Regions from separate parts of the Homo sapiens genome. Here region 2 is linked to region 1. Evidence: chromatin loops called from intact Hi-C (ENCODE). Cell type or tissue: GM12878. All regions are shown on one strand. Links, peaks and the distances in the headings refer to the core of each region. The heading gives the core; the rest is flanking DNA. Region 1 has its middle 120 kb from the start of IL20RB-AS1. Region 2 has its middle 21 kb from the start of LINC01210.

Region 1 (2,918 bases), core at 292-2,791:
AGAGTAGAGAATGGGAGAGGTACTCAGCACTTTGGGAGGTGGGAGGATCGCTTGAGTCCAGGAGTTCCAGACCAGCCAGGGCAACACAGTGAGACCTCCTCTCTCTCTCTCACACACACACACACGCACACGCACACACACATGAAGGGGTGGAATGAGCCATGAGCCACGTGAAGTGGCCAGAAGGGAGGAGAGCTCCAGATAGAGAGAATAGTGTCTCCTAGGTATAGGGGAAAAGTGCCGTTTTAAGAACTTAAAGAATTTCTGTGTGGCTGTACCATGTGGGGAGACAGGTGGTGAGACAAAGCTGGAGAGTTTGGCAGGGGCTCAACAGCGGAGAGGTTTGGTCTTCATCCAAATAGCAACCAGAAGCCATTGCAAGGTTTTGGAAAGGGGAGTGACACGATCAGATTTGCTTTTTACAAAGAATGCTTTGCGTGGGTGGGAGAAAGGATGGAGGCTCTAGTCACCCAGGAGAGAGACAAGGTGGTCTGAGTATGTGTTGGAGGTTGAGAAAAAAGCAGGAAGATTCTGGGAGACAGAACTAAGGTGCCATTTTGTTCTCCTGGAAGAGAGAACAAGTTCTGTCAGAGGCTGAGAGCTATGGCTGGTAGGGGAAGGTAGAACAGGGATGGTGCGACAGTGACCAGGCACAGAGTGTCTCCAGAGTCACACAGTTCCTGCGGGTCAAGGCCTATAGGCATATCCACCCAGGAAAAAAAATCAGGAAACCCTGTGGCAAACGTCCGGGGTTGAGCAAGTTTCTGAAGGCAAGCAAAAGTGTGAGAGCAGAACATTGTGAAGACAGGCAGTTGGCAAAAGTCAGGTACTGGCCACCTAGACATGAGATGACCTTGAAGCTGATGCATGATTCTGGTCAGCAGGGTTTTCTGAGCACTCTGTGAGGGTAGGAGTATCCTGCAGAGTGGTGGCCTCCCAGAGAGGACAGGTACCCGCAGGTAAGTGAAGGCTCCCATCAGTTCTGCCAACTCTGCCTTCAGGATGCAGAAGTAGATCAGACATGGCTCCTCAGAGGTGACTCAGGCATGCCAACAGGACAAAAAAAGCAATACTCTCCAAGAAGGGGATATAATATGTTCCATTGTCCCAAAGTATTTGTTCACAGAATGCCTTTTCTATGGAGCATCTCATGGAATGTGAAGTGAGTTCTGTTGAACTCAGTTTGGCAAGTGTGCACTTGGTTAATTGCCATTATGGAAGTGTGTATGAATTATGGAGGACCACAAGATAAGGTACAGCCAAGCATACCCTGGGAGGTCAGGGAAGGCTTCCAGAAGTGATGGTATTTCAGCTGCTACTTGAAAGGCCTGACAAGGCAGCAACTGGGGGGAAGTTCAGAAAGAGGAGAAGACTCTTCGGAGGGTAGAGCTAGTACTATAGTAAACTCAGTGGGACTAGCACACTGCATATTACATAGGACTTCAATGTTTCACCATGACGAGAATCACCACTGTGGATAAAAGGGTTTTGGGCCCTTGCAGCAGGTGTGGTTCTGAAAGATAACTTCTGAGTAAGGACTGAAGGAGAAATATGGAAGGATGCAGATAGGATGAGTCCATGGGAACTGGATAACGGCTGGCAGCAAGGAATTCTCAAGTCCTTGCCGCAGTAGTGGGAGAAGGAACATCACCTAAGTTGGGCCTGTTTGGGTTTGAGGTTTGGTTTTTGATTGGTTGAATGAATGGTTTATTGGTATTCTGTAGAAACAGATTAACGTGAATTTGTTCACGGCTTTTCAGACTTGGAATAGCTAAGTTCCTCATTAGGGGATTTATTCTTCACTAAAATGCGGCCAGATGCTGTGCTATAATAATAAAGTGACCATAAGAGGGCGCCAAAGACAAAAGTATGTTGCTGTTTTCGGCAGAATAACTTCAACAGAACACTGAAAATAGGACATAAAAGGAAAGGCAGAGATCTGAAGGGGGCAAGGAAGAAAAAGAAGACAGGATGAACTCACCAGCAGAGGGTTACAGATTTGTTTATCGTCTTGGTAGCAAAGTATTAAAATTACAGAGCAAAACAAAATCTACCCACTTTTCAACTAGTCTGCTTTAGAAAGGGACTTAAGAAAATGTATTCTGAAGTACAGTTTGTGTTTTGCCTCCAGACCCTGAAAGCGTTTGTGGGTGAATAGTCCCCTTCCTCTTTCTCCAGGCTCTAAGTGAAGTGAAGATAATCCCTTCAGTTTTCACTCCTCGGAGTGCAGGTCAGAAAGGGCTAAAATAGGCAGGACATTTCTTCTGGCAGTCTCATCCTTGGTTGCTTCTAGGGGAAAGATGAAATTCGATTTCATTGTACTTAAAATGTCCGAGTCAACTTAAACAGAAATACTTGTTTTTTGTTTTCCAAATGAATGAAGCCAGTTTGGAGCTCCTCTGCTTTTCTTTCTGCAATGCTAATATATCCTTTTGTATACCCAATACCCATGACTTGAAAGAGCTTTAATAGAGTCACATGATTTTGAGACTTCTTCACATTGTTTAGAAATACTCATTTGAATGGTAGAAAATTAAATCTTTTTGCCCCTTCCTTTCCTATATTTTATATTTACAAACAGCTAAAACGCTAAGCTTCTTTAAAATAAATGAATTTCAAAGAATTCTGTGATCCATAATAGACTATTTGGAATTATTATTAAATAACAGAAATTTATCTTGAATTTTGTTTAAACCCAGGAGCATAAAGTAAGAATTGTTCTTTTAAGGAAACAGAGCTCTTTCTATGTGGTGCAAAATCTCCCAGTGACAGCTGAAGAATTCAGCTTATAAATAATCATCCATAGGAAAGTGCAAAGGGCCCCTAAAACCTTGGGGTGGCCAGTCTTCCCTGGACACTTAAAAAACTCAAAATAGATTCACCAGAAAGTATAAAATCATCTCTCAGAATAGGAGCTT
Region 2 (2,918 bases), core at 183-2,682, 690 kb after region 1:
TAGGCACCAGGCACTGTTTAGAGAGAAGCCCCATTGCTGCAATTGGAATAGCCCTGGCCTAGCAGGGCTATTCCTTGTCCCATTGCAGATCATTATTTTCACTATACCTCATAAAATTAGCGTTTTTAAATGTTACTAAATGGTATTTATACTTATTTTTAATACTGTGTAATGTTTCATCCAGTAGTTAGGTATACCTTAAATATCTAATCACTATTTTATCATCTGTTCAACATTTAATTTTTTCAATTTTTGAGAATTACAAATGCTACAAAGAATATTTTTGCAAATGGCTCTTTTTTTTTCTTTTTTTCGGGGGTTGTGGGTGGTACCAAACTATTTAAAGAAAGGGTACAAATGAAAGAACTTATGTGTATGTTTTGGTATATGTGTTTCCCCCGCCCCCACCACCAAATTATTCTCTTAGAGTTATTCTCACTAGTGCTCTTACTAAGTCAAAGTCTAGAAAAATTTTTAAGTCCTTTTCATTTTGTTTTTTTTAAAGGGGTATGCCAATTTATAATGTCAATACTGAGTGTTGCTATTTTAAAATTTTAGTCTAACTTTATATAATACATTTTTAAGTACTTTCTTGATTTTTTTCTTTTGATTTTCTCAGTTCCAGCCCTGTCACATTCAGTGCCTCTGCTGTCACATTACTTGACCTAACCAGCCCCTGTCAAAGCAAGAAAGTTGCTGGGTTTTGCTGGTAACCCATCCCACTTAACCAAAAGGGCCCAGAAGTTTTTCTTCCTAGGATAAAAGCAGGACACTTCTTGTGGAAAATACAACCAATATGGTTTGAATAAGGGTTGCTGGACGCTGTTTTCCTATTGACAAATCCTTCTGTTCTGCAGGTACACAGGGGTGGGATGGCTGGAGGATGGGGAAGGGAGAGGATCCAAAGGCACTAAGAACTGTCTTGGCCTTTCTACAATAAATTTCCCAGCATGACACAGAAGCACAGTTACACACTTGCACACACACCACTGAGCCTCCCAAGTGTTGAAATACTACATCCAGGCATATATTAAACTAACAAATTTAAAAAGAAACTACCATGTCCAGCAATACTCTAATCATCCAAAGTAGTAATAGTAAAGGTAACTGATGCTAATGTCTATTAATGCCCCAAAACATTTAAAAACTCAAGAAGAAAAAGAAATCTACCCTGATAAATATGAATATATGTTTTTAATTTATGCTTTTCTTTATTTTTAATTTATGCTTTTCTTGAAAAATTATTGTCTTCCAATGATTAATTCTTTTGAGTCAGGGTGATGTATGGTTTTGCCCTGAAACTTTCTTTCTAAAAGAAATCCCTAGTCTCAGTTTGCTTTCTAAACAAATGACAGGAGAAACCATAGGAAAATGTAATTCAAAATCAAAAAGGCTCATAAGTTTCACTTTCTGAAAAAGTTGCCAGCACCTGGATATATAAAATTATACTATTTCTACAAACACAATCCTTGAATTGGAAGCTGGCCCAGATTTCTACTTCCCCAGATTCCTACATTCCCTGTGCAACCCTCTTCAATCCTGGGCTTGGTGTCTTTTTGGCTTTTCACCAGTATTCAAAACGTTCCCCTAGTTCAGGCTCTGCAGCCAGCTGTCCAGGAGGCTCCCTGATGGTTGCATTAACATCCTGGGGCAATACTGCCGTCGTGTGGGCATGTAAAATGCTGCAGGTTCATCCCAAAGTGAAGTTGCATTTTCCCAACTACAGGCACAAATGAGTCTTCTCTCTGCTCTTTCACTTCTAGGTTAATGGGACTCCTGGGTGACTGAAGATGTCAAGAGGGTTTTGGGTAGACAATTTGTAGTGCCTGTTTGTCCTGTCTCTGAGATCTTGAATAAACTTTGGGAACCTATTGGGTGAGAGTTGTTGGAAATGTAAATTTACAAGATGCATTCTTAATATATCAGACCTAATTAAAAATTTTGCCAATAAAACAATGTGGCAACCCTGTACCATGTGTGATGGCATGCTTGTGACTTGATTTATCCTTGTAAAAATGACTTTACTGGATATGTGGTCACCAGACCTAATGGCCTCTGTGATTTAATTTTTTAAATATGGGAAATATCTTTGCTGCCGAAACTCACTAACATCTTTTTGAACTTTACGGGAATTGATGTTTCCAGCTGAAAGATGGATTTAGAGTTTGGGACAGAAAACACAGTGATGCTAAAAACCAAAAGTTATTTGGAAAAAACATTTGAATCAGCACCGAAATGATGTAGTTTAGCAAAAACATTAACAATAAAACATTACCTTTCTTGTCATAAGACTATTTTCTTTTTTACAAACAGCTTATAAACTTTCTCTGTGATGAACCTTCGTATACAGTTCAGCTGAAGACTATAAGCCTGTTAGAGTCCCTTGGGAAGAAGAAACCTATGCATCTAGGTTGTTCCTAAAAAAGCTGTTGTTCAACTAAGACATGCTGTCCTTACAGTGCTGTCACCGCCAGAAATAATCTTTAATTCTGTCTTCTTGGTGTGAATTCTCAACTAGTAAAACTCTATATTGAAATGCAAATTAGCTCTTCCGAGTACAAGCTTGTAAAAATGTCAAAACACCTCACAAAAATTCTAATTGCCACATAATTAGGTATCTAAACAAAAGTTCTATGCTGATATTTTAATTTTGCTTCATTGCAATAATGTACATTCAATAATGGGCCCAACTAGGACAAGGTGATAAGTTAGGGAAGAAAGTAGCTAATAGCACCAAATAAGGATGCCCCTGAACCCAGAGCCTGGCAGAAAATAGAATGGACTTCCAGAGAAACATCATGGGGCCTAGGGAAATAAACACCGCTTAGGGAGAATTAGATTAGCCAGAGTACAACAAACTTCCATTACAAGCTGGAATTTCTTTTAGAAGGAATACATGAAAGTGTGTCTTTATAAAG

Evidence for each region. Peaks named below come from ENCODE experiments on the same cell type or tissue, not always from the same donor. Only the 100,000 strongest peaks of a DNase experiment are listed, where the experiment ranks them.
Region 2: a loop joins it to region 1, with 4 times the contacts of the local background. A loop is called at or near these places in 17 of 110 quality-filtered maps.

Annotation. Positions count from the first base shown.
Region 1 is chr3:137,103,616-137,106,533 of GRCh38, forward strand. No RefSeq gene overlaps it. Among named protein-coding and RNA genes, the nearest start is that of IL20RB-AS1, 120 kb to the left of the region's middle. In GM12878, for the core only: a CTCF peak has its summit at 1,844 (motif pointing right); a DNase peak (open chromatin) is centred at 1,826.
Region 2 is chr3:137,791,175-137,794,092 of GRCh38, forward strand. No RefSeq gene overlaps it. Among named protein-coding and RNA genes, the nearest start is that of LINC01210, 21 kb to the left of the region's middle. In GM12878, for the core only: a CTCF peak has its summit at 1,664; a DNase peak (open chromatin) is centred at 1,684.